2 separate regions of the Homo sapiens genome follow, and region 1 is linked to region 2. A link is an interaction called in ENCODE POLR2A ChIA-PET data of the cell type or tissue named here. Cell type or tissue: endothelial cell of umbilical vein. All regions are shown on one strand. Links, peaks and the distances in the headings refer to the core of each region. The heading gives the core; the rest is flanking DNA. Region 1 overlaps SLC29A4 (solute carrier family 29 member 4). Region 2 has its middle 29 kb from the start of LINC02983.

Region 1 (2,908 bases), core at 105-2,604, 170 kb before region 2:
GAAGGGCAGAGAAAGCCTCAGAGCGACTCTGCAGGAGGGGCGAGGAGGAGGGGGACCCCACCCAGTTGGCTCCACCACTCCCCTCACTAGCCTCTCCCCCAACAGGCTACCTCTTAGCCTTGGGCCCTCTCCTTTTTATCAGCATCTGCGACGTGTGGCTGCAGCTCTTCTCTCGGGACCAGGCCTACGCCATCAACCTGGCCGCTGTGGGCACCGTGGCCTTCGGCTGCACAGGTAGGAACCGGGGCCCAAGGGGGAGGCCTTGAGTGCCCACTTCCGACCCCATCCCACCCCAGCCCTGGTCTCCTGCTGGTGGCATGTGACATGATGGGAACCGGGCTGGCTGGGTGCCAGGTGTGTGTCCACCTGCATGCCAGCGTGCACACCGGCTCACACCCACAGGAGCCTGTGTAGTGTGTCTGCAGTGTGTGCGCAGCGTGTAGCCACAGAGACTCTGAGGCAGCCCCTGGTTTCCCTGGTATAAACAGGGCTTCAAAGACTGTTCTGCCTTTGTCACCATGTCACTGTTTATCTTGGGCAATGGCTTTGATCTGACTTTGTCACCCAGGCTAGAGTGCAGTGGCATGATCATAGCTCACTGCAGCCTCAACCTCCTGGACTCAAGCCATCCTCCCACCTCAGCCTCCTGAGTAGCTAGGACCTCAGGCACATGCCACCAAGCCTGGCTAATTTTTAAAAATTGTTTGTAGAGACGGGGATCTCTCTGTGTTGCCCAGGCTAGTCTTGAACTCTTAGCCCCAAGCAATCCTCCCACCTCGGTCTTCCAAAGTGCTGGTATTACAGGCATGAGCCATCGTGCCTGGCCTTTCAAACTTTTTTTGAAAACTAGTTTTTATTTTGCAAAAATTTCAAACCTACAGAAAGCTTGCAAGAATGATACAGTGAAGTCCCATACGAGCACTCTCTCCCCCTCTCCCTCCACCCCGTCTCTCTGTACTTAAATTTCTCCCTAAGTATATATAAATATAAAATACATATTTTCCCTTGCACCATTTGAGAGTTAGTTGTAGATGTCATCACCTTTCTTGCCTAATTACTAATACTTCAGAGTGTATTTTCTACCAGCCAAGACATTTTTTTCCTTTTTTTTTTTTTTTTTTTTTTTTTTTTGAGACAGTCTCACTCTGTCGCCCAGGCTGGAGTGCAGTGGCACCATCTCAACTCACTGCAACCTCCGCCTCCCGGGTTCAAGTGATTCTCCTGTCTCAGCCTCCCAAGTAACTGGGATTACAGGTGCCCGCCACCATGCCAGGCTAATTTTTGTATTTTTAGTAGAGACGGGGTTTCACCATGTTCCTCAGGCTGATTACGAACTCCTGACCTCAGGTGATCCGCCCACCTCAGCCTCCCAAAGTGCTGGTATTACAGGCGTGAGCCACCGCACCCCGCCCCGATAATGTTCTTTATAGCATTTTTTTTTTTCTGACCCAACATCCTCTCTAGATTCATACCTTTCCTTTAATCCGGGACGGTCCTTCACCCACCCCTGTGTTTCATGGTAGTGACATTTTGCAAGGGTCCAGGCCAGGCTTTGTAGACTTTCTTTTTTTTCTCTTTTTTTTTTTTTTTTTTTTGAGATGGAGTCTTTCTCTGTCCCCCAGGCTGGAGTGCAGAGTGCAGTGGCACGATCTCAGCTCACTGCAACCTCCGTCTCCCAGGTTCAAGGGATTCTCCTGCCTCAGCCTCCCGAGTAGCTGGGACTGCAGGCGCCCGCCACCACACCTGGCTAATTTGTGTATTTTTAGTAGAGATGGGGTTTCACCATATTGGCCAGGCTGCTCTCGAACTCCTGACCTTGTGATCTGCCTGCCTCAGCCTCCCAAAGTGCTAGGATTACAGGCGTGAGCCACTATGCCTAGCCAGCTTGGTAGACTTTCAAACTCTTTTTGACCATGACTTCCAGGAAGAAAGCAATACATTTTATATTACGGCCCTGTAAACACGTGTGTGTATTTATAAATGATGTCAAGCCTTCGTGAACTAATACTCCCAATACTACTGTTCTGTTTTGTTAAAAAACAAAAAAAATGCTGTGACTAGATTTTATTTTTTTAGAGGCAGGGTCTCACTCTGTCGCCCAGGCTGGAGTGCAGTGGTGGGATCATGGTTCACTGCAGCCTCAACCTCATGGGCTCGAGGGAGAGGCCAGGCCCCCCACATAGCTGGGATTACAGGCACAGGCCACTGCACCCAGCTAATTTTTAAAAAATTTTTGTCTCCATGCATGGTGGCTCATGCTTGTAATCCCAGCATTTTGGGAGGCTGAGGCGGACAGATCACGAGGTCAGGAGTTCGAGACCAGTCTGGCCAACATAGTGAAACCCCGTCTCTACTAAAAATACAAAAAATTAGCCGGGTGTGGTGGTGTGTGCCTGTAATCCCAGTTACTCGGGAGGCTGAGGCAGGAGAATCATGTGAACCCAGGAGGCAGAGGTTGCAGTGAGCCGAGATCGCACCACTGCACTCCAGCCCAGACGACAGTGCGAGGCTCTATCTGGAAAAAAAAAAAAATTGTAAAGACAAGATCTCACTTTGTAGTCCAGGATGGTCTTGAACTCCTAGACTCAAGCAATCCTCCCTTCTTAGCCTCTCAAAGCACTGGGATTACAGGTGTGAGCCACCATGCCCAGCCTTGACCAGAAGATTTTAGTTAGACAAAGACTGCCCCTGAGGCTACTTCCAGGGCTGGATTTGCTAGACTCCAAGGTAGGGGCCTGTGCACTTCTATTTTCCCTAGATCCTGATGGATTTCTGGCTGTATTAGTTAGGATGAGAGGGGTTATTGCTGTATAACAAATAGCCCAGAAATCTCAGTGGTTCCATAGAACAAGCCTGACTTCTCACTTTTGCTGCCTGTCTTCTCTGGAGGGTGAAGGGTGTTATGCTC
Region 2 (2,908 bases), core at 253-2,752:
GTGATTCTCCCACCTCAGCCTCCCAAGTAGCTGGGATTACAGGTGCACGCCACCATGCCTAGCTAATTTTTGTGTTTTTAGTAGAGATTGAAATTCACCATGTTGGCCAGGCTGGTCTCAAACTCCTGTCCTCAAGTGATCCACCTGCCTTGGCATCCCAAAGTGCTGGGATTACAGACGTGAGCCACTGCACCTGGCCTAGGGCTGTCCCCTCTAAGAACACACAGACTTGTGGGTGATGGTCAGAGGACAGCTCAGATGAGCTCAGCTCAGGTCAGTTCCACAGGAGTCACTATACTACATTTTACAAAGGGATTGGGGGGACTCTGTGAGCACCACAAAATTCGATCTGTCCCATTCTGTGGCAGCTGTGTGGTGTGGGTGCCACAGAATGGGTGACTACTCTAAGCAAATCAAGGTGCTCTCATTCCCCTGGTCAGAGCAATTGGTTCAGTAGTAGGAATAAACAAGGAATCCCACAGCCCAGCTGGCTGGCAGCTATCCTAAACTGAGTCCTTAGAGATGTAAGCTGCTGGATCAAGCTCGACCTGAAGCCTACCCTACCACTGCACATTTTCCATCACACCAAATTCCCTGCATTGTGAAGCTGTTTCGAGCTAGGTTTTTTATTATTTGCTACCAAACACATCCTGCAACAGGTGGTGGGAGTGAGTTCCTGCAGAAACTCAATGGAGCATTAAGGCCACCTCGGAAGCCATACACAGCAGTCTCCAGAGGGCAGCAAGCTAGAGAATGACTCTGCAGTGTCAGGGAGGGTCAAGCTGTATTTTAAAAAGCAACGGAAGGCTTGGGAAATGCAGCTTTTAGATAGCAAAGGTCTGTGGTGCCCCAAGTGGCCCCCATCAGCCAGGAGTGGGTGTTTTGGAGGGAGGAGGTGGCTGGCCTGGGGAATGGGTCCAGGCCTCCCAGTTCACCAGATCTCCAGGCCACGTTATGGCGGAAGGCCATCCCTATCGCTGTGCCTGGCTGGCCTGGGCCCACAGCCTGCCTCGCCGGGGAAAGGAACCCCTGCCACGACGGAGCAACTATTCAATTCTCTCAGCGAGAGCGCTGCCAGCTTCCTCACTCACACAGCCCAGCTGGAGAACTGCCCACAAGTTAAAAAATATTTCTTTCCAGCAGACATTGCTCCGGCGGATTCAAGCCTTATCTTTCTCTTCCAGAGGAGAATTGTTCATTTCACTTCCTTAAAAAAAAAAAACAACCCCAAAACCTTAAACCACAAACTGAAAAGCAGGTGGGACCGTTTCAGGATTTGGCTGAAGTTTGTCTCAGAGCTGATAAGGGACAGTCAGTTGTTTCTGGGCAACACAGCAGCGAACGGGCAGGGAGACGGGTCCACACTGTCCGTCAATAAAACCACCCCCCAAGGCCTTGCTCTGTATAGAGAGGTTTCTGGCCACCCACAGTGGCTCACGCCTGTAATCCCAGCATTTTGGGAGGCCAAGGCGAGTGGATCGCTTGAGGTCAGGAGTTCGAGACCAACCTGGCCAACATGGTGAAACCCCGTCTCTACTAAAAATACAAAAATTGGCCGGGCGTGGTGGCTGATGCCTGTAATCCCAGCACTTTGGGAGGCTGCGGCGGGCGGATCACGAGATCACGAGTTCGAGACCAGCCTGATCTACATGATGAAACTCCGTCTCTACTAAAAATACAAAAATTAGCCAGGCATTGTGGCGTCCACCTGTAATCCGAGCTACTCAAGAGGCTGAGGCAGGAGTATCGCTTAACTCGGGAGGCAGAGGTTGCAGTGAGCCAAGATTGCGCCACTGCACTCCAGCCTGGGCAACACAGCGAGACTCCGTCCCCCAAAAAAAAAAAAATTAGCTGGGCGTGGTGGCACATGCCTATAGTCCCAGCTACTTTGGAGGCTGAGGCATGAGAATCACTTGAACCCGGAGGCAAACAATGTCTTAACAGAGCAGAAATGTCAACGCTGGCTGCTGGGTTGGCAGGGCATTTTGAAAGCAAGTGTGGGCTGGATGTGGTGGCTGACAGCTGTAATCCCAGCACTTTGGGAAGCCAAGTTGGGAGGATTGGTTGAGCCCAGGAGTTTGAGACCAGCCTGGGCAACATAGTAAGACCCCTCCACCCACAGCCCATCTCTACAAAAAATTAACTGGGCATGGTGGTATGTACCTATAGTCACAGCTACTGAGGAAGCTGAGGGTAGAGGACTGCCTGAGGCCAGGAAGTCGAGGCTGCAGTGAGACATGATCATGCCATTGCACTCCAGTCTGGATGATAGAGCAAGACACTGTCTCAAGAAAGAAAAAAACAGAAAGAGAAGAAAAGAAAACAAACGTGTGACCTACTCCAGAACTCAGGCCGGCGGTAGGATTTTACCAGACACAGGTCTGCAGAGATGGACCACAGGGCCCTGGCCTTGGCTCAGCCCCAGTACAGTAAGTAATCAATAAATAGCACAAGGGGGCCGGGCGTGGTGGTTCATGCCTGCAAGCCCAGCACTTTGGGAGGCCAAGGCGGGTGGATCACCCGAGGTCAGGAGTTTGAGATCAGCCTGACCAACATGGTGAAACTCCATCTCTATTAAAAACACAAAAAATGCTGGCTGGGCACGGTGGCTCACACCTGTAATCCCAGCACACTGGGCGGCCGAGGCAGGTGGAACACGAGGTCAGGAGATCAAGACCATCCTGGCTAACATGGTGAAACCCCGTCTCTACTAAAAATACAAAAAATTAGCCAGGCGTGGTAGCAGGCGCCTGTAGTCCCAGCTACTCAGGAGGCTGAGGCAGGAGAATGGCGTGAACCTGGGAGGCAGAGCTTGCAGTGAGCAGAGATTGTGCCACTGCACTCCAGCCTGGGCAACAGAGTGAGACTCCATCTCAAAAAAAAAAAAAAATACAAAAAATTAGCTGGG

Evidence for each region. ChIA-PET counts read pairs that join two places held together with the same protein. Peaks named below come from ENCODE experiments on the same cell type or tissue, not always from the same donor. Only the 100,000 strongest peaks of a DNase experiment are listed, where the experiment ranks them.
Region 1: POLR2A ChIA-PET joins it to region 2 with 5 read pairs; 3 of 35 experiments call an interaction of 5 or more read pairs at or near these places.

The regions. Positions count from the first base shown.
Region 1 is chr7:5,291,588-5,294,495 of GRCh38, forward strand. SLC29A4 (solute carrier family 29 member 4) reads left to right here. Exons shown (of 11, transcript NM_153247.4): 5 at 106-234. Among named protein-coding and RNA genes, the nearest start is that of SLC29A4, 10 kb to the left of the region's middle. RefSeq lists a silencer at 251-545. In endothelial cell of umbilical vein, for the core only: no CTCF peak of the experiment used is centred there; no DNase peak of the experiment used is centred there.
Region 2 is chr7:5,456,865-5,459,772 of GRCh38, forward strand. It overlaps a transcript of FBXL18 not described here. Among named protein-coding and RNA genes, the nearest start is that of LINC02983, 29 kb to the left of the region's middle. In endothelial cell of umbilical vein, for the core only: no CTCF peak of the experiment used is centred there; a DNase peak (open chromatin) is centred at 1,257; H3K27ac peaks cover 366 bases.